2 separate regions of the Homo sapiens genome follow, and region 2 is linked to region 1. A link is a loop called in an ENCODE intact Hi-C map of the cell type or tissue named here. Cell type or tissue: Caco-2. All regions are shown on one strand. Links, peaks and the distances in the headings refer to the core of each region. The heading gives the core; the rest is flanking DNA. Region 1 holds the start of LOC105370274 (a long non-coding RNA gene). Region 2 has its middle 110 kb from the start of LINC01068.

Evidence for each region. Peaks named below come from ENCODE experiments on the same cell type or tissue, not always from the same donor. Only the 100,000 strongest peaks of a DNase experiment are listed, where the experiment ranks them.
Region 2: it touches region 1 in a loop (4-fold over the local background); 3 of 110 quality-filtered maps call a loop at or near these places.

The regions. Positions count from the first base shown.
Region 1 is chr13:79,418,145-79,431,276 of GRCh38, forward strand. RBM26-AS1 (RBM26 antisense RNA 1) reads left to right here. Exons shown (of 7, transcript NR_038991.1): 5 at 2,616-2,671; 6 at 3,843-4,070; 7 at 4,583-6,192. It overlaps LOC105370274 (a long non-coding RNA gene), which reads right to left and starts at 11,194. Exons shown (of 4, transcript XR_942112.2): 1 at 10,972-11,194; 2 at 10,836-10,879; 3 at 5,586-5,661; 4 at 4,459-4,765. In Caco-2, for the core only: a CTCF peak has its summit at 6,095 (motif pointing right); no DNase peak of the experiment used is centred there.
Region 2 is chr13:79,673,973-79,687,104 of GRCh38, forward strand. No RefSeq gene overlaps it. Among named protein-coding and RNA genes, the nearest start is that of LINC01068, 110 kb to the left of the region's middle. In Caco-2, for the core only: a CTCF peak has its summit at 5,501 (motif pointing right); a DNase peak (open chromatin) is centred at 5,499.

The DNA of each region.
Region 1 (13,132 bases), core at 2,665-10,664:
TTATTTTTTAAATGATGAGAACATTGGAAAAATCAGAAAGACTTCCCTACATGTAGTTTTATAGTTAGCATTATTTTTATTTTGAATTTCAAGTGGGAAAGCACTATAATATTTTGGTGCATAGAGCCTGTAAATTCCTTAATCTATTTCTACAAACAAGCCATGGTGTCCGTCATTGTACTCTTTGCACAAAGAGCCCCTTCGGTTTAGAACATTTACCATGCCCAACCCTATCCTTCATCTAACTCCAGCACTTACCTTAAAAGTCGCTTTCTCCGGGAAACCTTCCCTGACTGGGCTGAGTGTTCACAGTGTTTATCCCTGTTACAATTACATCACGTTGTATTGTTAAAAGATTAGGTTCCTTGAAGGCAAAAGCTTTTTTTACCCACTGTTTTATTCCCCAAATCTAACATAGAATAGATAATACATTTTTCAACAGTCATTTATCACTTTTTTCCTACATTATAATTACCATTTTTGAAATGTTGATTGACACTTGTCTGACTCTCAAGGTGCCATGAAGTGAAACATTAGTCCACAAGAAAGGCTGTTTTTTTTTTAATGGTCTTTCTTTGATATTTGTAAATCTCCCATAGAAAGAGGAAAAGATAAAATGAACTAGTTTTTAAAAAAGTATTAACAGGGTTGTTTTTTTTTTTTTTTTCTGAGGCGGAGTCTCGCTCTGTCGCCCAGGCTGGAGTGCAGTGGCGCCATCTCGGCTCACTGCAAGCTCCGCCTCCTCGGTTCACGCCATTCTGCCTCAGCCTCCTGAGTAGCTGGGACTATAGGCGCCCGCCACCACGACCGGCTAATTTTTTGTATTTTTAGTAGAGACGGGGTTTCACCGTGTTAGCCAGGATGCTCTCGATTTTCTGATCTCGTGATCCGCCCGCCTCGGCCTCCCAAAGTGCTGGGATTACAGGCGTGAGCCACCGCGCCCGGCCCAGGGTTTTTGTTTGTTTTGCATTTTAAGGAGCTAGAAAGGTAGAGGAGGCTAAACGCCATCTACATCTCAGGGTTTTTGTTTGTTTTGCATTTTAAGGAGCTAGAAAGGTAGAGGAGGCTAAACGCCATCTACATCTCAGGGTTTTTGTTTGTTTTGCATTTTAAGGAGCTAGAAAGGTAGAGGAGGCTAAAAGCCATCTCTACTCATATTTCCAAACACCTGGTATTACAGTAATGTCCTCTCTCACAGTTTGTTCACACTTCCCATATTCAGGGCTTTGAGTAGTGTCCTCCCACACTGATTCTGGATTTGTCCAAGTGATTTACTTTGCTAGTGAGATTAAGGTAAATATGATGAGATAAAAATAAATGTGATGCAAGAAACAACTTGAAAAGTGCTTGAATGCTGAGGCTGCCATGTGATGAGGTCCCAGTAAGATCCAGCCTGACAACCACCAGGCATGTGAGTGAGACCATCCTAAACCAACCAACTTGCACAGCTAGTGCAAACCAAAAGAACTCCCCAGCAACTCACAGAATGGTGACAAGTAATAAATGTTTTTAAGCCGCTAAGCCTGGGGTAGTGAACATTGATACAATGCCTAACACACACTGAGGCTCATGACCTCTATTGACATATATTTTTCTTATAACATAGCTTGTAGTTCCATTCATTCAACCAATATCCGTAGTCGATTTACTTATATAAGAAGAAATTCTTTTTTTAAAAATGAAATTAAAGTAACTCATTGCATCAAAGGAAATGCTGAATAGGCTTCCAAGGCACCAGCAACCATAAAATCTCTAGGAATCAGAGCTGCCAAAACTTGTTCAGTCATGGACTTTTTCTATAGAATGCTCCTGCATTCAGCTTACTCAGTAACAATCACCCACCCTGGGTGTTGAGATACAAATTATCAAAATAGAGAATCTAATTGACTTTGCTTAAGTGTATGCCTATCACTGAGTAAGGAAGAGGGATTTATTACAAATAGAAGTTGGGAGATCACTTGGCATGCTAAAAGTTGTGACTCTAATAAAGATAATACTTTAACAAGAACTAGATTCTAATTCTTTTTCTTCAATAAACTAATAACTTTTTGCATGTAATTTTCCAGAAGGTAGATATTAATTTATGAGATGGAGAGCTGTATGTTTGAAAGACAAATTCAAATCACAAACAAACATACAAGTACACAAAACATCAAAACAAACCTAGTGCAAATTATCATTATATAAGACTTTCTGGAGGCTGAAAAACAATAATGATCTTATAAGGTCTTATAAGGTCTTGTAAGGTCTTGTAATGATCTTGTAAGGTCTTATAAGATCTTATAAGGGTTTTTCCATCAATTTCAGATTCTTTAGATTCACACCGTGTTCTATTTCCTCTTGAGTTTCCCTAACCCCTACAGCCTCTACTCCCTTCTCCTTCTTGTGACCTCTTCTAATACTTAACTGACCAGCTACTTCTTTATATGAATTTTTTTTGCCAAGTAAGTTTTAATCTGTTTCAGATAAGAATTCAGTTTTTATTTTTTTGTATCCTTTTATACAAAAAAATATGATTTTTTATACGATTAGTATTTTATTCAATAACTGTTTAAAAGTATAGAAACTGAATAGGAATTTAAGAATAACCTAATTCAGTATCTTCATATTTACAGATGACAAAATTGGGGTCTGGACGTGTGCAAGGACTTTTCCAAAGTCAGCTGGAAAGGTAATAGAAGACACAAGTTACCTGCTGTAAGATCCAGGGCCGGATTCAATTCAGGCTTTGTTAATTGACAGAATGTGATAGCTATTTAATTCAGGCTTTGTTAATTGACAGTGCAATAGCTATTTAATTAAAAGTAGACTGAAATAAAATGCTAAAATAAAAAAGCTAACCACAAAATAGCGATATTAAATCACATTATTATTTATGCATTAGTTCATTTCCTCAATATTTGGACTACAAATATATGAATATATCAACAAAAAATTTAAAATGGAATGTCTCTAATAAAGGATACAAATAATAGATACAAACGGCCTTGGACATTTTGGTAATTATGATTTGATAGGTATGAGACCAAAATGCACAAGGCTGTTGGTCCTCCTCCTTTTTTAAGTATATTTTGCCATTAATTTAAAGTTAGGAGAAAGTTTTAAAAGGTTTATAGATGGCCCAAAGGCATGAATACGAGAAATGTTGGCCTTTGTTTGTGCTTTTTCATGAAAAATACTTAAACCGAAAAGGAAAGAAATTATTACATGAGATTTGTTGTTCTTTCATTTTCTCAAATAATGGATGTCTTTAAAACATTTTCACCTAATTTTAGTGACTTTGTTTTTTTTTTTTTGGCAATAATATAAGATTACTGTCTCGTGTGTGTGTGTGTGTGTGTGTGTATATAAAATACAGAAGATTCTTGAAAAATGGCAACTTAGCCATAACTCCCTTTCCCTCTCTTCCATCTCTAAGACATTTGCCTCCCTTGAGCCAAATCCTTGCCAAGGCCTATAGGAAGGTAGGAGAAGGTGGGACCTTGACCTGTGTTGGGGACTCTGCTATGGGAAGTAGGTTCACGACTTGCTCCCCCGTGGACTAAGCAAACAAATGAAGAACAGTGGTATTGGTGGCTTCTGAACTTCTTAATCCTGAATAGTTTGGTTTTCACAGATCTCTGGGAAGACACCCTCCCTTCAACAAAGTTGGTATAGCACCATATGAGAGAGTCTTAGATTTCATTGACTCCCAAAAGTCCAAGAAGTTTAATGGGGATAATGAGTCTTCCCTGCTTATATTAGTTATCTGTTGCCATCTAATGAATTACTCCAAACCTTAGGGGCTTACTTAAAGCAACAAACGTTCATTACATCACAGTTTCTGTGTGTTATGATTGCAGGAGCTGCTTAGCTGAGAGGTTCTGGCTCCAGAGTCTCCTGTGAAGTTGCAGTCAAGATGTCTGCTGGGACCCCAGTCATTTGAAGCCCTGTCTGGGGCAGGAGAATCTAGGTCCAAAATGGCCGTTGCAGGAGTCCTTATCCACACCATGTGGGACCTCTTCATAGATGTTCGAGTGTCCTCATGGCATGGCCACTGGCTTTCCCCAAAGTAAGCAGTCCAAAAGAGGGTAAGACAGAGCCCACACTGTCTTTTATGAATTAGCCTTAGAAGTCTAACACGGTTACTTCCACCACATTCATTAGTCGTTAGGTACAGCTCACATTCATGGGGAGGAAAATCAGGGCCTGTCTTTAGATAGGAGATGTATCAAAGAATTTGTGGACATATTTTAAAATCACAGCACTACTCTTGATGTACTAAGTCAGTGACTCCCCCAGGAGTCTCACAGAGAATTGACTCCTTGCCCACCTATACTACCTTTGTGGGTAGAGACTCCAGTAGTGTGCTGGTTAATGTTCAACCAGTGGCTTTCTAGAAAACAAAATGTATGGATACATATATATGTTCTAAGTTTTACTGATATGAAGAATGTGTAGCACAGAATTTATAAATAATAAAATATACAGTATTATTTATTGTAAATTCCATAAAACCTGTTGTTTTTCACAAAAGGTTTTAGTTTATTTTTCCCAAATGCTTGTATTGGTAACATTTTCTGTATTACCTTTTTATGTCCAGACAATCAACAAAACTGAAAAAGCCCAGCCTTGTAGCATTTGCCAGTTATTGTGTAAATGTCCCCACTATGGTGGATTTCAGGTTACCACTATGATATCACAGAATGCAGAATTGGAAGGAGATTCACAGCAGCACCCCATTATACTATATTTTCACCATACAGATGCAGTCGATGTAAATTACCTGAGGAGCATAAATAATAATAAAATGAAGTTAAATAATTCGGAAATGATTTTGAAAATTGTGTTGGTTTTTAATGTAAGTTTATATGTCAGCTTTAATAAAATCTGTCTTTAACAACTAGCTTGAAGAATTCTTGAAAAATTAATAATCAGCTCTCATAGGCTAGTGACAACTGGCTTCAGTGCACCCCTGACTAGAAACACCTTTGCTTTCCACCACATGTGGAATTCCCAGTATTTCAACAATCAGAATTGAGCTTATGAGCCAACCAAGAAAAATAACATCTTATATAAGAGACAGCAATTTGAGAGAGGAATATCAGTCAGAAGAAACAAGGGGAAAGTCGAACTTGTAAAAGAGAGATGAAAATTTGAATTTTTTTAAAGGCATCCTTAAGCATATTTAAGTACAACACAAAAAGTTAAAGAATTTAGTAGATAAATAGAAAGATGAGATGATTACCACTGAGACACAGATCAATGATCTGGAAGATAAAAACAAATCATAAAAATAAAAGTATCTTGAAATTTTGCAAAGTACATCATAAATCAATGCATCAGAGATTATGTGTCATGACAAAAAAATTTATACTCAGAATGATATGTCACTGCTTACTATGCAAATATTTTCTATTTCTCCTAGCTTCAAACTATGCATATGGGCCAGGCGCGGTAGCTCATGCCTGTAATCCCAACACTTTGGAAGGTCAAGGTGGGCAGATCATTTGAGGCCAGGAGTTTGAGACCAGCCTGGCCAACATGGTGAAACTCCGTCTCTACTAAAAAATACAAAATAATTAGCTGGGTGTCGTGGAGCATACCTGTAATCCCAGCTGCTCCGGAGGCTGAGGCACGAGAATCGTCTGAACCCAGGTGATTCTGCACTCTACTTGGGCTCTGTCTCAAAACAACAACAACAGCAACAACAAAAACTGTGGTATTTTTAATGAACTAAATATTAATCTGCTAACACAGCATAGGTTTTATGATTACTGCAATTCAAAAGTCATAATAAATTTTAAAACAAATCCTCCTGTACCTGTTGTGGTGCATGCAGAAACTTTTCCTGTTCAACACACTTATATGGCACTATATAGGGATATACCAAATAGCTCAGGTACATAGTGAATACAACTTTAACACTTATATTGAAATGCTAATCTTACTTGCCAATATTAGTGGCACATTAGCATAATTTAACTTTTATAAAATTATGGAAAACAGTTTAAAATTATTCTCCCTAATATTAGCAAATTGCATTAATGGCATGTACCGTGTGCCAGTTTGTTTCCAAATAAACAAAATGTACCTTGATATGCCACTTCAGAGCCAGCAGAGGGAGCTCATACTTTTTTATTGTTTTCAACTTACTGAAGAAAATTTGCTTTTAAAAGCTACTGTGTTATAACCAATGAGAACCAAGAAAAAGGAAAAAAAAAAAAAAGCTACTGGATTCTGAAAAATAATGTAGTTGTTATTTAAATAATAAAAATGTATTAGTAAACAAAAAAGTCATACTTTAGGTTGAAATAATAAATCAATTCTAAATAAAAAGATATTAATGATATTTTATGTAAAAATGTCAATTAAAACTACATAATTTCAAGGTTTTTTTTTTCTTTTTCTTTTATTATAATTTTTTTAGAGACAAGAGTGTCGCTCTGTCACCCAGGCTGGAGTGCAGTGATGTGATCATAGCTCACTGCAACCTCAAACTCCTGGGGTAAAGCAATCCTCCTGCCTTAGCTTTCTAAGCAGCTAGGACTACAGATGCATTCCACTATGCCTGGCTAATTTTAAAATTTTTTTGTAGAGACAGGGTCTTGCTATGTTGCCCAGACTAGTCTCAAACTCCTGGCTTCAAACAATCCTCCCACCTCAGTCTCCTGAGTTGGGGTTACATGTGTGAGCCACTGCACTCATCTGCACTCAGCTATTCAATTTATTTTTCTAATAGCCTTTACTAAAAAAAAGAAATGTTTGTAACAGAGATTTCTGGGGTAAACTAAAATGGAAACCTTCCAGCTACAAGCATAAAACGTAACAGATAAAAAATGACAAATATGACACACTTCAAATTTAATTCTTACACATGAAATTAAACACATAATTTAAATACATTCCCATTCACTCAATTCTCAGCCCTTCCAAAGACACAGATAAATGCCATTATTAGTTTCTTCTTCTTTTTTTTTTTCTTTTTTTATTTTTTGAGACAGAGTTTTGCTCTTGTTGCTCAAGCTGGAGTGTAATGGTGCAATTTAGGCTTACTGCAGCCTCCATCTCCTGGTTCAAGTGATTCTCCTGCCTCAGCCTCCCGAGTAGCTGGGATAACAGGTGTGCATCACCATGCCCAGCTAATTTTTTGTATTTTTAGTAGAAATGGGGTTTCACCATGTTAGCCAGGCTGGTCTCAAACTCCTGACCTCAAGTGATCCACCCGCCTTGGCCTCCCAAAGTGCTGGGATTACAGGCGTGAGCCACCACATCCGGCCCATTATTGGTTTCTTATGTATCCTTTCAGAATTTCTTTATGAATATACAGACATATATGAACATAAAATCTTATTCTAATCGAATTTTTCTTATGCAAAAACAGCATATCATATACACTATTCTGTATCCTGCTCTTTTTACTAATATATATTGGAAACATTCGCGTAAGTCTATAGTAGAGACCTTACTCCTTTTTTTTAGGCATGTGTAGTGTATAGCAGACAGATTGTAAGAATATATAATAATTGATCTATTCCCACTTAATAAATTTTTTTAGTTGTTTCCATTTTCAATTACAGAAAATTCTCCAATAATGAACTTGTATATATTTGCCATTTTCTACATGTGAAGTCTATGTGTCTGAAGGATAAAGTCCCAAAAGTGGGATTGCTAGGTAAAAGGACATAAGCATTTGTAATAATGATGGATATTGCCAAATTACTTACTATGAAAATTATAGCTACTTATACTCCCTCAGGAGCAATATGTCTATTTCCTCACGATATTGCCAACTGAGTCTTATCTAACTTTTGATGTTTGCCAGTCTGATAGATGAAAAATGTGTCCTCTAAGTATAATGTACTATTCTTATTATGAGTGAGTTGAACATCTTTTGAATATGTCAAAGCCATTTGTATTTCCTTTCTGTTAACTTTCTGCTCATAGTTTCTGCTCACTTTTGGGATCCTTTCCTTGTTAATTTGTAGAAGGCCTTTATTGAGTAGGGAGATTAGCCCTTTGTGATATGTGTTGCCACTTTGTTAAGTCATTTGTCTTATGTTTTTTATTTGACATGCAGAAGTTTTCATATATACGTAGCCAAATTTATCAATTTTGTTTAATGCCTTTTAGATTTGGGGTCATAGAAAAGCCATCCCCACCCCCATATTATAAAGAACTCTCCCATGTTTTCTTCTAGTATTTTCTTGTTTTATTAAATTTTCATTGAAATATTTAGATTTGGACTTTATTCACAAATAAAGTACAGTGTGAGTTAAGGATCCAATTCTGTTTTTCCAAATGGTTACCAAAATGTTCCAGTACCACCTATGTCAAATAGTAAGTTTTCTTATGCTTCTGATTCTATTTCTGTAGTTTTTACTGTAATCATTGGTGCTTATATAATTTGTTTTATTGCTCTGTAATTCTGGGCCTTCTTCATTGCTCTTCCTTTTCAGAGCTTTCCTGGCTATTTGGCTGTTTATTTTTCCATATAAGTTTTAGGATCACACTGTGTACTGAAAACAAAGTTGATATTTGTTACTTGCTTTTTATTAGTATTTTAAATAAAATTTGTAAAAGTGTATATATATATAAAATACTAATTCTTTTCGATTTTTAAATGTCTTTCAGAGGCAATTTACAGTTGTTTATATACATATATTGCATTCTTTTTAGTTTTATCTTTTTTGTTGCTATTATAAATTGGATTTTTAAAATTACATATTATATTGTAATATGTATATAAGAAAGCTCTTTATTTTCTACCTCACTACCCTACTGAATTTTTCTATTCTTATCTTGGATTTTCTATGTACTAATAGTAATACTAATAGTCATAGTTTTAAATTCTTTCCAATTTTGTACCTCAAATTTATTTCTCTTGTATTATTTATTTTTTCAGTAGCTAGAGTACAATAATAATTATAGCGATGAGAGTTGGCAGACTTGTCTTGTCCCTGGCTTTAATGAGAAATGATTGTAAAGTTTGATCATAATTATGATGCTAACTTTTGGTCAGGGATAAGTATAATTTTCATTTTAAGGAAATATCAATGGATTTATATTTCATTAAAATTTTTTAAATAATAAGTAGTTGTTGAATTTTGTCAAATGCCTGTTCACCATCTGTGGAAGTCATTATATGATTCAGGATTATATGATTTTTCATTGTATATGTATTAATATTATATGTACTAATAAAGATCTGTGAAAGTTGTCAGAATCAAAATGGGAGTTATTTGTGTTAAAACCCTGACAAATGGAGTCAGGGAAGGCCATGAAGGGAGAGTTGTCATGCATGAATGCCTGACAACAAGAACTATCACAAAAGACTGCAAAAACCACAACCTTGCACAAAGGGCATTGCAATCTTACACACAAAAAAATACTTCTGTGAGGTTGTCTGCCCAGCAGCTGCCTGTCCAATCTCAGACTGGTGTCACTCTTGTTATCGATCCTTGTAGCCAAGGATAATTATCTCAAAACAATTATTTAATCCTCCTCATTTTTCCTTTAATAAAAAACCTTTTTCTTTTTTTAACTCCTTGAATACGCACATAGTTTACTGTGGCACATGTATTCCCATTGCAATATCCATTCTCGAATAAATAGCATTTTTTTAAGGAGAGCCTCTCTCTATGTTATTTAGGTTGACAACTCTAATATTGAAGCTTTCTTGCATTATTGGAATAAATCCCAAATGGCGATAGTTTTTTTTTTATTGCCATGCTGGGTTCTTTTTTATATCATTTGTTTAATATTTTGTACCGATATTCATATAGATAACTATACAGGTTTCTGTGCATTTTTTTTCAGATAGTGAATCAGTATTTACTCACTTTATAAAAATGAACTCAGTAGTTTTTTTTTTTCTTGCTCTGGAACATTTTAAAACAGCACTGGAATTATATGATCTTAAAAAGTTTAGTTAAATTCCCCTAGAGCTGTCTGGATCTGGGCCTTTTGAAGAGTTAGGTCTTTACTTCCTCTATTCTCCTATGGTAGTTGATCTCTTTAAAAGTTTTCTGTCTTCAGAGTTCAGCTTTCATAAGCAACTTTCCTAGAAAATTATACTTTTTTTTTCGGGTGTTCTAACATTTTGGTGTAGTTTTAAGCAAACTAGTCTCATGATTCTAAGTTCTTCTGTTTCTTACTTATTTTCCTCTTTATTTTATATTCTTTTTTTCTTGATTATCTTAGCTAGTTTACTTAACCGATTTTTCAAATTATTCTATAATTGTATTCTTCGGCTCTACTTTTTCTTTTAGCTTTCTAACTCACCAATTTTTGTTTTTATCTGTGTTAATTCCTTTCTTCTGCTTTCCTTTGCTTATTTTGTAATTCCTTGTCAATCCTTTGAGTAAAATGCTTGATTTACTTATTTTCATTTTTATTTCTATAACCATTAATGCTAGACATTTTTGTTCTCAGAATTGATGGGAAAATTGTTTTAAAATCCTAGTTAAGCTTGCAACAAAGTACTATCCCACTAGTAACAGAAATGAAAAAGAAAATTCAAATCAGAGTCATAAGGGCATGAGCTGAGGCTTCTGGCAGCCATGGTAGAAAGGAGGGAATATCTCATAAATCGAAACCTCAAGCCTTTACTTATGTAGGTTTTTAGTCTTTATTTATATTATCTGTGTATGTGTGTTATGAAAACTCATTCCAAAAAACTGGACTAAAACTAGGTTGGTGATATATCTGGCCTGGATACTTCCAACACTTCAAAATCAGGACACAATGGAATTCCAACAGAGAGAATGTGATCCAACCAGGATCACCTCCTAGTTTAAAAAATTACCTTGCTATAAATACAATAGACATTTAAAACAGCATAAAAAGAATCTTACCTCATGCCAAGATATTCAAAAATTTAGGTGAAAAGGACAATTTCCTAGAAAAAATAAGGAAAAATTAGAATTCTGAATAGAACTAGAACTGACTAAAAGATTGAATCCATAATTAGAAATCTATCCACCAACTTACTCTCTGTGACACAAATGCAATGTATCCAATATCCACTTTACCCTCGATAAAATACCATCCTTCCATGGTAATGGAATGTTTAGCTGAGCACATTACACTTAATAAGTGTGACAAAAGAGTGAATAAGGCACTATGATATGTAGAAGTGTTATGATTATAGTTTTGTTGTCATTAACATGAGTTCCTTATTTGTTTATATTATGTCTTGATAAAATTTACATATAGTGACATGCACATTTCTTAAGTGTACTATTCCATGAGTTTGAACAAATGACTAACCTGAGACAGAAAATACAAAAAAATACCATCACCACAAAAGTTGCCTCATGTTCCCTTCACAGTGAATGCCCACCCCTCCACCCATAGACAACCACTGTTCTAAAATAGAATCTGTAAATAGAATCATACAGTATGTACTGTTTTGCATAAGCTTTCTTTCACTCAGCATTGTTTTAGAGATTCATCCATGTTGTATATATCTGTATTGCATTCATTTTTATTTTTGAGTAGTTTCCATTGCATGAATATACCAACATTTTATCCATGCTCTTGTAGATACTGTTTTGCTTTAAGAATTAAGAATAAAGCTGCTACAAGCATTCTTGTACATATCTATTTATACATATACATTTTTATTTCTTTGGTGTAAGGTTTAGTTTATATTTATTTGAAAATATGTGTATTTCTTATTTTTGAAGGATCTTTTCCATGGATATAAGCTTTATAGTACTTTTCTTCCAGCCTTTCAAAAGTGTTGTGCCACTGTCTTTTTGGTCTCCACTGTTTCTGAAGAAAAGTTGGCAGTCACTCATATCATGATTCTCCTATATGTGATGTGTCATTTTACTCTGGCCACATTCAAGATTTTCTTTTTCTCTTTGATTTGCAGCAATTTGATTATGATATTATTTTCTTCATATTTTTCTAGTTGAGGTTGTCTGAGTTCTTGATTTTGTACATTTATGTTTTTTAACAAATTATTAAGTCAAATATTTTTTCAGGTTCATTCCCACTTGCTTCTCTTTCTAGAAATCTAATTTACATATATTAGATTTTTTTCAATTGTCTCACAGTACCCTGAGGGTTTTTTTTTTTTCAGTTTAATTTACAGCTTTCTTTCTCTCTGTTTCTCCGAGTAGATAATTTTGATTGCTGTATCCTCAAGTTGAGTGACTTTCATCATCTTTAAACTGCTGTTAAGCCCACACAGTATTTTTTAAATATCAAATATTTTTTTTTAGTTTTTTCTCTGATATTTCCTATTTGTTCAATCATTATGAGCATATTTTCTCTCACATCCTTGAGCACAGCATAACAGCTGCTTTAAAATCCTCTGCTAATCCCAACATCATGAGGTTAGTCTTCATTGATTGTCTTTTCTTGTAAGTATGGCCCATATGTAGTAATTTTCTAAGTGTTCTTGTAAAAATCATATTGTAGAGACTTTGGATTCTATCATATTTCTTGGAAGATTATAAAATTTTTAAATTAATAAACTTTATTTATTAGAGCAGTTTTAGGTTCACAGCAGAATTGATCAGAAAGTTGAGAGACTTCCCATATACTCCTGTCCCCACACACATAATCTCCCCAACTATGGACATTTCACACCACATTAGAACATTTGTTACAATTGAGCTTACACCGACACATTGTTATCACCCAAAATGCATAGTTTACACTAGAACTCACTCTTGGTGTTGTACATTCTATGGATTTTGACAAATATATAATGACATTTATTCAGCATTGTAGTATCATACAGAATAGTTTCACTGCCCTAAAAATCCTCTGTGTTCTGTCAATTCATCCCTCCCTCTCCACAACTTTTGGCAACCATTGATCTTTTTTGGTGTCTTTAATTTTGTCATTCCCAGAGTGTCATATATTTGGAATCATACAGTATGTGTAGCCTTTTCAGATTGGCTTTTCTCACTTAGTAATATGCATTTAAGGTTTCTCTATGTCTTTTGATGACTTGATAGCTAATTTCTTTCTAGTGTTGTATCTCATCTGTTGCCACTTTTTTTCCTTTAAGTGTTATATCCAACTTCTGCCTGATTTTAGTTACTCTCCAGTTCATTTAGGTAGTTGTTTTTAAAGTAATTTTAAAAATCAGAATGTATGTTGAATGGTTATTAGATGTCAGTACAGATAATTG
Region 2 (13,132 bases), core at 2,093-10,092, 260 kb after region 1:
TAGTTTTTTGGCATGGTGCTGCATAAACATTCCATAACCAGTATCTAGTTTAGTCTTAGGGCGACTCTCACTTTTCTTTTCATTTGTTCATTTATTCATGTAAACATGTGTTGCATATTTATTGACTTCCTATTATGAGCCAGGCACTGTTTTAGGTCTGGACATTTAGCAGTCAATAAGACAGATAGATATTCTAGTAGGAGAGACAGACAGTAAGTAAAGTGGAAACAGATGAGATAATGTCAAATATTATTAGTGCTCTGATGAAAATAGAACAGGAACATGTGGTGGAGAGTGACTTTGTCTAGCTTTTATGAGGGGCACACATAAAAATATGTGGCTTATTATCCCCAAGTAGACTTGAACTACCCAGGACCATGCCTTACACATCTTGATCTTCTCCATTTTTCCCACAAACTACCTTAGGCCTTCCTAGGTACTCGACATTTCAAATATATCAATGAGTTCAAGAATAGAGTTTTGTAATGAGACTATTGATTTCATAGGATTTCTTAGCCTTTTTTTTTGGTGCCCCGATGATTTTTTTAACAGTTTGTTGAGACCCATAGTCTCTATTCAGAATAATATTTTGTGTATGCATAAAACATAAAACATAATATGTCTATGGAAACTAATCATATATAGTCTACAGTTCTCTGATCCCAGGCTGATAACCACTAAAAGATAATACAATAATTTTTCATAGGAAATATTGTGATGGGGAAATTAAGCTTTGAGGATTATAGCTCTTTTATTCTACAGTGCAGACTAAATTGAGCACAAATGACAAAAGCAAACTATGTTGACATTTAGGGGAAAAGGGTTGCCAACAAGTCTTTAGGACTTACCCATCAGGTGAAACTGAACATAAATTTAATGTAGCTGGTAAAACAGAAGACAGTACAGGTCAATTCACTGGTTTGGTATTCCCCTAGCTGAGAGCTCTTGGGCACTGGGTTAGAACATGAGGTAGACACCTGGGAGGGTAATCAACTTACTGGAAATAATTGCAATGACACAGATTGAGAAGGAGGTGAGCTACAAGGCCCAGGCAGGATGGAGCTTGCCTAGAGCTTGTCTACAAAGGACCCACTCAATGTGGCCAAAGCTGCACAAAGGCATCAGGTCAGCAGGGGATAAAAACCAGACCCCAAATTAGGGAAGTGAGGATCAGTGCCAGGGTCCAGAGGCCATGATGAAAGATTCAAGTCAGAAGTCTCTAGGCTTTCCCAGAAGTCCAATTTTACATGAAATTCCTTTTTAAATTATAGACCATTCAGAAGCAAGTCTAGTTTTTCCATGGAGTTGTGCAATTGAATAGGGTTTCCTCTTTAGTTTTTACTTGGGTGATTTAACAACGCATAGGATAGCAACAAAGCCACATGCCTGAGGCTTCTGATTCTCAGAAAGCAAGTAAGAGCCTGCAGCACAGTGGCTGCCACCATTTACTTTGTTCTTTCCATCATTTTCTAGTTTCATATGGCCTATCTTCCACTGGACACGCTCCACAATGACCTTACACTCGACATATCCGCCGATCTTATCGTCGTCTACCTTTCCTTTGTTGGTTTATGATAACGTTCTTTTCTAAGTTACATTAATTCAAAAACAATGGAGCTTTTTAACTTTTTTCTTCATGGCTTGCCATATGTAAACAATCATGCAAGCTCTATGGATCATACATTTGAAACTGATCTCTTCTTTCTTCGAAAGCAGCAGTTCCTGAGCAGAACATTATTACCTCATTTCAAGATTTCTTCCTAAATCTTGTGACAGAGGTTCTATGTTCTTGCATCTTTCATTAAAATCCTTCATTCTCTACCCTTAAACCCCATACTCTCCCTTTCAAGAAACCAAGTACAAAGCACCTCACATGATGTTTATGATTCTTTATATTAATTTATATTTTTCTAGCTATAGCTTATATTGCTGTGCCTGATAATTTTTTATCAAACGCCAAACAGTGTGTATTTTGCATTGTTGGCTGCTGGATTTTTTTTTTTTTTTTTTGTATTTCCTTAAATCTTTTTGGGCTTTGCTCTGTGGTGTAATTAAGTTGGTTAGCATCAGTTTGATCCTTTTGAGGCATGCTTTTAAACATTCTTAGGCAGGTCCAGAGTAGCCTGTAGTCTGTAGTCTATGCCCGATTTAGCACCGCTACTAGGGTAATAACCCTTCGGAGGACACTCCTCAATGCTCTGTGTATTCTGAGGTCTTTCTTCTCTCGCTTGGTGGGAACAGGAACTCTTCCTATCTTTTTGTGAGCTCCAGGCATGGTTCCTCCTGCTCCTTTCAGGTATTTCTTTCTCTGGCCTTGACAGTTTCCTACATGCTATTCAGTACTCAAAGAAGCAAGGCAACACTCTGCGGATTCCTGAGCCTGCTTGCTTTCACATGTCTCTCCTCTATGGTGCTCTGCCCTGCTAATTCTAGCCGCATAGCTTCCTATTTTTTAGCTCTGTGTCTTCTACTCAGGGAGATTATCAGGCTGTGTCTGGGCTCCCTCTACCTCTACCACACTGAAAACACTCTCTAGGCTTGAGACGGGAGTCAGCTAGGTCACCTGTAGAGCTCACCTTGTTTACCTTCTCTCAAGGATCATGTCTTACACTACCTGCTGTCCAAAGTCTGAAATATGTTGTTTTATATATTTTATCTGCTTGTTATTAAGGCAGATGGGTTAATCCAGTCCCTGCCACTTTACCCTGAATAGATGACTAAAAGTAGAAGTCAATATCTTTATATCTAGGTCACATTTTACCTATCTGTCTTTATCTCCTACTTTTGGGTTTGAATTGTATTTTAGTTAGATTGCTTATTCACTCATATGTTCAAGCCTAGCATAACCAACACTTCACGTATCTTTGGATGGGTAAGAAAAAAGAGTGTTGGTCCCTCTCCCTTGCAGATGTTATAGCCTAGTAGATAAAAATTTGCTACGTAAATTCTAGATATAGTAGTACTAATTGAAAAAGCATATTTATCTTTCAAAATACATATGAAATGAAACCAATTTTATCTCTTCACTTGGTAAGATGAATAGCAGATAGTAAGTGAAAACCAATCTGCTACAAACAATTAATTTTAATACCCATCCTCCCATCTCAATATATCTTACCTCTCCCCTCATTTAGTAGATGCTTGCTAAATATTATACCAACTTAAGGGGCAGATGGAGTGATCACCAATCCCCTGTGGCCTGCTGAGTATGATTGGCCTGTGGGCACCTTCTGGACCTAACAGTGATTGAGGTTTCTTATAGCTGGGATACAAAGATGTTGAATCTGCCATAACTCACATTAAGTCATATTATAAGGCTATTAGGGCAAGATCCATTCTACAGTTAACTGAGGGTTAAAAGTAGCAATGATCTAATCTCTGATGTTTACATTTCCAGACTCAAGGAAAATTTTCTTAAAGTACAGATAAATCAAGTAGACTTTGTTTTTGCATGTTCAGACACACTCAGGAAAAAAATTTATTTGGAAAATAATGAAAAGTAACTTTATAAAGTTCTGAATCTTGGATTCATTGCGTGAGTTATTCATAATTGATATATATTAAAATAACTGTTTTAGTTGACTAGCATTTTTTCCTTAATTTTACAGTAGATAAATTCTTGTGTTATAAAATATCTGGAATAATAACAAGAAGCAACTATAAAGTATTTACTCTTGAATTATGTAGATCTTACTCAAATGGAAAAATAAGGAATTTTTGAAACACAAAAATGTAATTAAATTACATGACAAGTATCCTACCACCAGTATTTTACTATTCATGAACCCTAATACAATTGGAATGTTATTTTTTTTCTGTTTTCAAATAAAATGTAGACTCATAACTTTTTTTTTTTTTTGTCAAAAATACAAATCCTCCTAGTAGCTTTTAATCACCAAATGTCTAAGTTCAGAAATATGTCTAGTCAAATGCAGTGGGATTAAGGGGCACGGCTACCTTGTGTATTTCCATGCCTAGTGCCTCTGCTCCTCTCCCTTTGTCCCGGGATTGGTTTTTCTACAGTTAACTGAAGGGAGAAAGGAGAGGTAGAAGGGCAGAAGGAAGTGTTCTTAAACATCTCAGACATGATAAAGGTTTACTTTGACCATGGTGGCATCTCAGGGGCACTTGGGTTCTTGGGAGACATCCTCTCTGTCCCCTGCCATTGCATTGGATCTTATACATGCAGTTTCTTCAGTGTGGGTGCATGCATCCTCTTTCATGATCATTGGGATTCAGTTGTCATTTCCCAAGAATGCTAGCGGTTCCTCCAGCATCTTTCCTTTGATGTTTCTTTGCTCCTCCCAGAGGCTCTGTTGCACAGGATCTAAGATAACTTCTCTTCCACTTGCTTGCTCATGACTCACATTTAGTGTATGAGAAATGCACATCTGAGACTCTCTGTCCAAAGAATGAGATTATTTTTCAAACTACGGTTTGTTCTCTGTGCCCCAACCAGACCCTTGTCTTTTAGAGTACTCAGGTATGAGTCAGATACACAGGTCCACTCTGTTTTTCAAACTTCAGGGGACACATTTCAAGCTCTCTAAGTGATCTTTGTAAACCCCTTTTAATTAGGCTTTAAGTTAGGAGACAACCTGATGCTCCCACTCCACTCTCAAAGTGTGGGTGGGTGGAGACCCCACACAGCTACAGCTGTCTTCAAAGAAATCTTCTCTCTCATTTCCAATTCCTTTTGGCTCTTCAAATTTAACCTTTTTACACCTTATAATAGGCTTGAGGGGTCAATGGTGCAACCTGGTTTTTACCCACTTCCTTTGCTAATTCTGCCTAAGTGATATGGGATTATATTTTTGAATGTCAGAGTAACTGGCATTTCCTTGTATTAAGACCTCAGCTGAGACTGAGACCAAAATAGTTCACGTTAAAACCCTTTTGCACTTACAACTTAAGACACTTTAGCTTGTCCAGACCACAGAAAGAAAAATATACCCCAAAGGAACATTTGAGAAGTGACATTAAATATTTGTTTTACATTCTTAATATTTGTAAAGGCAAATTTTGTGTTTTTAAAAGTGTATTTTCTGATCAATTTTGCTATTTTTATGTTATGGTCTAGTCCAAGAGTGGAGTCTTGATTTACAACATTGTGCCTTTAGGAAATAAGGTCAGGGGACCAACTAGGTTGTAAATCAGGTATTGCGTTTTTTTTTTATGCTTTGTACAGAAAATTCCACTGTTGGCGTAGTCATCAAAGGTGGAAATAATGCAGAAGAGTATTCTTAACATGTGGAGCTCTTTCTACAGGAGCTCTTGGTAAGACAAATGCCTCCTTGGAAGCACGAGATTATTCCCCTTTTGTGTTCTTTGCCATAGCTGTGATAGTAAAGGCTTCTTTCTACCTTCTTAATTTCCCACCCTTGCCTCCCTTTAGAACATAAAAAGCCATTCCACCTTGAATGGAAAACATTCTCGGCAGCTTGTAGGGACTGAGTCCAGGACAGTGAGTCAGAAGATGGCCACTAGGGGGCAGCTACGTAAAGCTTTTAGGCTTAGTTTTGTAGGTACTTGGGAATTATGGAAGGTTTCAGAGCAGGGTAGTGACCTACCAAAAATGTGTTAGGAAGATTAATTTGGCAGGCAGAGTGAAGGGGAAAGAATAGGTACAAAAGTCAGATCTAGGACTACCCCTGTGATTTCAGGGTAAAGAGGGAAGCAGTGGTATCAAGGAAGATACCAAAGAGTGGTGAAAGCATTACAGACATATTATGAAAAGAAATATTAATATAGAAGCATGACTGCACGACTATGGAGGGAGGAAAAAATGGAAAACAAATTCTCTGTTTGGAGAATGTTAATTCTAAAGATGGAAATAAACCCACTTAGCCATTTTTCCCCCTCTAGGTATAATCCATTTAAGTGAAATTTATCAAAAATTTAAAGGTATTCTTGAAATGTTTTCATCTATCAAAACAAGTTTTTTGGAACATTAACAATTTTAGTCTGACAGTTGCTGGAGATTTAGGAGAAAAGTGTCAGTTGGCTCTTTTTTCTTGGGGAAGGGAAAAGGAATCAGTAAGACAAATATGGTGTCTACCCTTCTTTTCTAGCTCCCCATTTTTTCTTCTTTATTTAATCATAGATGTTTGGAGAAACAAGGTTCTGACTACCTCTCTGGCTGGGTAGAGAACAAAACAGTGGAAAACTGTGTCATGGGAATACATTGTCTCAGGAGATCTTTGTATTAATGTACAAGTCCACAGAGCTTCATGGAGATTACAACCTCATCTTATTAATAAGATAGATATTAAATGAAAATATTTCCCCAAATGTAAATACCTGCCACACATCTAAGGGGAGATCTCAATATATTACAACTTTAAGCCAATGCTGCTACTGCATCTTTTAAAGGTTAAAGAAAGAGACCCCAAAAATGGAAGCTGGAAGCTAGACTGTGACAAGGAACATGCTTACCAGGGCTGATGTGTATTCTGAAGTTTTCAATTTCTGTTTTGCAGTTTATCCTGGTCTTTAATGTTTTGTTTTCTATACTTTTATGTGCTTGGCTAAAGTGAAATTAAAACATATAAGCTACAAAAATTAACTCAATGAAATTTTGAGGTTTTGCCATTGGGGAACCTGAATTAATAGTTTTAATATAGAATTCAGGACAGACAGCATCATGCCAGACCTTCCAAATTATATAATTAATTTTAGCAAACAGTGCTTAGGATAAGAATTTTCAACAGCTGTGTGTGCCTGGTTTCTCTGCTAATGTTCCCTGTGGAGTTCTGGGACAACCAGCTCCAGGTCTTTGCTGCACTGGTGCTTGCTTTACTGGGGTACTGCACATTTCATGCTCCATTGAGACCACCTATATGGTGGAACTGGTCCTCCTTGGGCTTTCTATATTGCCTTTTGCCACCACCTTAGAACTCTCACTCACAGCTCATCTCTCTCTTGGATCAGTAAAGAAGCACTTTTTTCTTCTTATATTTTTCCAAACATACTCAGAGTCATTGCTTTTCACTTACCCACTGCTACTACTGTTGACAAACTACCACCATCTCTTACATGGATCACTGTGATTGCCTTGGATTGATCTCCCTGCCTCTACCATTGCTCCCCACAGTCTATTTGTTGACATTGCAGCCAGTGATTCTGGCTGTCAGATCTTGTCACTCCTTGGCTGAAAATTTTACAGGGGATCCTGATTTCACTCCTAATCAAAGACAAAGTCTTTATGAAGACCTAAAGGTCTTTGCAAATCTGATCTCACCTCTTATGGCTCACCTTTCACTCACTGCACTCTACTCACATGTGACCACAACATTCCAGGTATGGTGAAATGCCTTGTTTCCCTCAAGTCTTATTGTAATGCTATCCTGCCATAGAGGCCAGCCCTGGGCACCCTGTTTCAAATTGCAAGCTGCTCTTCCTACCACCCCAACCTTCTTTATCCTGTTCCACTTTCGTCTATAACTTTTATCTATACAGTAGTCCCTCTTATCTGCAGGGTATATATTCCAAGATCCCCAGGGGATGTCTGAAACCACAGATAGTACTGAACCTTATATATATTATGTTTTTTTTTTTCCTATATGCACATACCTATGATAAAGTTTAATTTATAAATTAGGCATAGTACAATACTAACAATAATGATAAAATAGGACAATTTTAATATATGGTAATTATGTGAATGTGGTCTCTATCGCTATCAAAATATTTTATTTTACTGTAGATCTTAGCAACCTCGGCATACAATCTCTTTTTCTTTCTTTATGAAGATGAGAACTTTCACATTTTCACTTAAAGGAAGCACTCTCTGGCTTATCTTCGGCATATCCGATTTGCCAGCATCATTACTCTTGTGCTTTGGGGCCATTATTAAGTAAAAGAAGGATCATTTGAACACAAGCACTGTGGTACTGCAGTGTGTGGAGTGAGACTGACCTCATACTGTGGCTTTTTGAGCCTCAGTCCCAACCTCACCCAAATCATGTTACATTTAATTATACTCAAGGAGCATATTGTTTTCAAAAATAGAATTACTCTTTTCAACTGTGGCAAGGGTTGGGAGATTGTGTGGGGTAGATGATCCTCATGAATTTCTAGGGTAGGGGACCCTCATAGAAAAGTCTAATTTTTCTTCATCTAAGTAGGCAATAGTTCCTATAAACGTAGGTTGTGACAGAGATATTTGTGTTCCTGGTGTGGGAGAAAGAAAAATAATTTTTGTGATGAGTTCCAAAATCAGTTATTTTTCAAAACTGTGAATGGCTTAAAAAATGACATTTTGTTTGTTTGTTAATCTGCATTTTGGGCAGGCTTGTTGGTGATAGTTTGTTTCTCTCCAACTTGGCCTCAGCTGGGGCAGCTTGAAGTGTGGAAGCTGGAATCATCTGAAGTTTGCTTATCCACATGTCTGATGGTTCGTGCTGGCTGTTGGCTGAGACCATGATTGAGACCATTGCCAAACATATACACATGGGCCCCCATGAGGCCTGGGTTTTCTTACAACATAGTGACTGGGTTCCAAGGGTGAGCATCTTGAGAGAGAAGAGAGATAGAAGAGAGAGGAAGAGCGATGGAAGCCATATTGCCTTTTATGGCCTAACCTCAAAAGTTATACAGGCATCAATTCTGCCATATTCTATTTTTTCAGGAAATCCCACAAAAGGTGGCCCAATTTCAAGGACAACAAAAGAAATCTCACCTTTTGATGGGGGAGTGGCAATTTCTGGAAGAGCATGTGGGACTGAAAATATTGCTTTGGTCATTTTGGGAAAACAAAATGTCTGCCATCAGCCCTCTGACTATTACAACATAATAGTAAGATACACTTGCCCTCTTCCAAGGCTTCTAAAATCCCATTTTTGTTTCAGCATCAGACTTGGTTTTGGGATTCAGAATCTCACTATTAAAATGAAATCCATATCTGGTGAGGCTCTGTGGGTGTAGATTATCAGGTCTCTGAGGCCTATTTTTCCTGGTCTAAAGATCTGTGAACTAAAGAGATAAATGACCTGCCTCTTATATAATCCATATGCCATGGGAGGGCAAGTGCAGACAACTGCTATTGACATTCCCATTCAAAAAGGGTAATGGGGGGAGGGAAATGGGAAGAATACAGCAATGAGTGGTACAAAGAGACTTTGAAATCCAACTGGATGTATCTTTTCAATTCCATTCTTAATTCTCAGTCCTACTACCTAACAGTAGGTTGAAAAATCTACACAAGGCCTCTCCATGTGGCTTGGGCTTCCTCACAACATGGATGCTAAATTTCAGTTGCAATAGTCAGATGTTGGAGAAAATTTGTAATTTTTAAGCTATGTGGAAAATTACCTGAGTCAACATTGTAAGACAGTCTACTGAAATTTTATCTACTTTTTACTAAAAAGGATAGGAACAAAGTGGCATTTCCCAGTGAATGGATAACATGTAATGTATGCTGTGGTTAAAAAATGGAGTCCTCTGTAGAATTACAAGTTCAGTTTTGGCAGCATAATTTGAAAGAATAAAATAATAAACCCTCATGTTTGTAGTAAAATGTTTTTACTACATACATAATAGTTTCCTGTAAACTATTATCTAATGTGAAAGGAGAAATACTCTTTATAAAATGAGTTCTACAATTAGGGCAATTCTAGAAGTATGTGTCTTTATATCTTACTGTGGCCTAAAAGCTTAAACTCATGGGAAAGATTCTAAAAGGGAAAGATTTCAACTTGGGAGGGAATATGGTAGGAAAACAAGCATGGAAAATGTTCTGGTTATCTATTTGTGTATAACAAACTGTCAAAGCTCAGTGGTTTAAAGTCACCATTTCTTTCTTTTCCCTCTCCATAATGTAGATCATGAGTTTGGGAATGGCCCCACAGGGATTACTCCAGGGCAGTTCAGGCTGTGGCATCCACTTCTGAGATGGTTTCTTTATCCATATATTTGGCACATCAGTGCTCCTTGGCCTTTTTCTCTCTCTCTCCACGTGGTGTCTCACTGCTATGGACTGAATGTTTGCTCCCTCCCCTGCCAAATTCGTGTGTTGCAATCCTAACCCCCATTGTGATAGTACTAGGGGTTGGGGCCTTTGGGAGGTCAGGAGGGTTCGGCCCTCAGGAATAGGATTTGTGCACTATAAAAAGAGGATACATGGGTTGCTCTCTCTGCTCTCTGCCAGAGATGACACCTGCAAACCAGGAAGCAGGCCTTCACTAGGCACTGGATATGGTGGCACTTTGGCCTTGCACTTCCCAGCCTCCAGAATTTTGAGAAATAAATTTCTGTCACTTAAACCTCCTACTTCATAGAATTCTGTTATAGCAGCCCCAGCTGATCAACCTAACTTCAGGGCCCCTGCAGATGAATTATGCTTCCCACAGCTAGGTGGCTTTAAGATGGTGGCCTAGGGCTGTCAGAGACTGGTGTTCCAATAAGCCCTGGCAGAATCTGCAAAGCTTTTCATACTTGCCTCAGAAGTCCCAGCATACCACTTCTACTATATTCTCTGGGCCAAGCATGTCATTAAGGCCATTCAAGATTCAATGGGAGAAGCAGCAAAGATTTTGTGGAGAACTTTAATCCATTATAGTCCGCTTTTGGCCACAAATTATTTACATTCCTACCAAACACACAATACACTCATATATCCCAAAGCCCCTGGATCTCATTCTTTTTCAGCATTGGCTTGAAGCCTAGGATCTGAGTAGCCAAATCAGGTCCAGATGTGCATGAGTTCCTCAGGTGCACTTCCCTGGGTACAATTCGTATCAAACAAAGGCCTGTGAACTACAGTCATATTTTCTCCTCCTCCTCGCAACACCCAACATAAAATAGTAGACCTGGCCTAGGAAAACCAAATAGTCCCTCTGGTTCAAAAAGAGGGAAACAGAAGCGACATAGGTAGTCACTGGTAAGGAGCAATTATGAAATCTGGCTGGACATGTGTGGCCTGCTTCTTAATTAGGGCCCAGACCTGCTCCCTGGGGTGACTCTCTGTGGCCATTCACTCTTCCTCATGGATTCTTGCCTCTGCCCTTGGTCTCCCACCCCTTTCCATAATAAATAGTCCCTTTTTCCAGCTGAGTAGTTTTTTAGCCTGCTTTCTCCACAAGGAAATTCAAAGATTCAAAGGTCTGTTTCATTTTGTAATCTTTTTGCCTTTCAGCTGAAACTAATACAGTTTGTTGGTCAGTGTACCAAAGCCAGTCCATATTCAAGGAAAGAGAGGGGAATTACACTGTAGCTCTCTATGGTAGGAACAGCAAAGAGTTTGCAACCACCATTAAAGATTTCAAGAATTTGGGGCTTGAGAGATTAGGGCTGTCCATTAGATGTTAGAGTCTTATTCATGCTAAAGGTATTTGGGCATTATTTACATCTTTTTCCCCTCCTTGAATGCACCATTATGTTGTATTGAAAAAATTTTAGTTTCAGAAATTTGTAGAGTCAATCAGGGAACAGAGACGGCAATAGTTTTTAAAGATACCAAAATTGATGTATGTATTCATTAGTTTTGCTCTTTTACTAAATTTAAAGGAAGGAAAATTGGGTCACCACAACATGGAAGTCAATTATTACATTTGTTATGAAATATTCCTAAGCACCTAGGTGCTGGATATTTCCATAACTGATTACTGAATTTCACTGGGGTATTTGGGTTTTCTTGAATGCAGAGAAATATAGCACTTTATTTATTTATTTATTTTTCGGATAGAGTCTCACTCTATCATCCAGGCTGGAGTGCAGTGGCACAATCTTGGTTCACTGCAAGCTCCACCTCCCAGGTTCAAGCGATTCTCGTGTCTCTGCCTCCTGAGTAGCTGAGACTACAGGTGCCCACCACCATGCTTGGCTAATTTTTGTATTTTTAGAAGAGGCGGGGTTTTGCAATGTCGACAGGACTGGTCTCAAACTCAAGTGATCCGCCCTCCTCGACCTCCCAAAGTGCTGGGATTACAGGTGTGAGCCACTGCACCCGGCCAGCACTTATATTTAATATAACAGATAGTATATATTTGAAAGCATGTAACCAAAGGAACAGCAATTTCCAGTTGCATGTGGCGCTGGCTTAATGGAGAAAAATCCATGGAAAACTCAGACTTTTGTCTGTATTCCCACAATCTTTAGTGTCATTTGTGAAACTCCCACTGATATGGGAGGAAAGGGGATCTAGGATCCCCAGTAATTAAGACCTTGTAGGAAGAAAGAAAACTCCTGTTAAAAACCCCCATTCTTCATATTTCTGATTTTTTTTTTATTAAAAACATCTTTCTCAAATAAAAAGGGAGCAAGATGAAATTTCTTTCCCAGAGATAATGGGAACTTCAAGACACATTTCTAACTACAATCTATGGTCACCATGAACTTTATAAAAAATGTTTTTCTATTAAGTTTGCAGAGATGTCAGGCCTTGCTGGAAAACTGATGTATTTATGTGTGCATATTAAAACTTTTAAATATGTTAAAGGAACATAAAATCAAACTTATTCACCAAACTTTCTCAATTTTGTTGCATAGATAGTTGAATCTTAATCTTACCACAGTCTAGCTTTTGCCATTTTCTCAGCGGCCTGATAACTATTTGGCATTAAGATTTTGTTCTCACGCTTAGGGTAGACAGACATGTTGTACAGCACACGTGTAGAACTGACGGCAGTAATGAGATAATGACTTGATAACATGCATATGTTCCTCCCTTTAAGATTGGGCAAGTATCATTTATGACAGATTTGGAACCTTTATCCAAGTCGGACTAAACCAAGCCAAATATCATTGGCAATTTTCTTCTATGAATCAGATATTTCTCATGAAGCAGCTAACTTCTGACTTAGAAATAATTATTTCTAAAACCAATGCACTTCTGTTTACATATTCAGAGGTAACTATCGGTGAAATGGGGATAATCCTTTGCAGAAGCTCTTGCTAATTTGGAAGTTGGACAGTGATCAGACAAACTTAAAGAAAGCATGTTCATAAAAATATAGGGTTTAGAAAAAGCAGTGAACATGTTTATATTTTACTGGAGGCAGAAGATGGTATTTGATAAGTTATTCTAATCAACAGAATTGCTGCTGCCAATGTGTGAGAAAATAAACTGGTCACCAAACTCCAAAGGAATTCTCTGCAGAGTCTGGTGTTGTCCATAAAAAATTGTTGCCTGTGT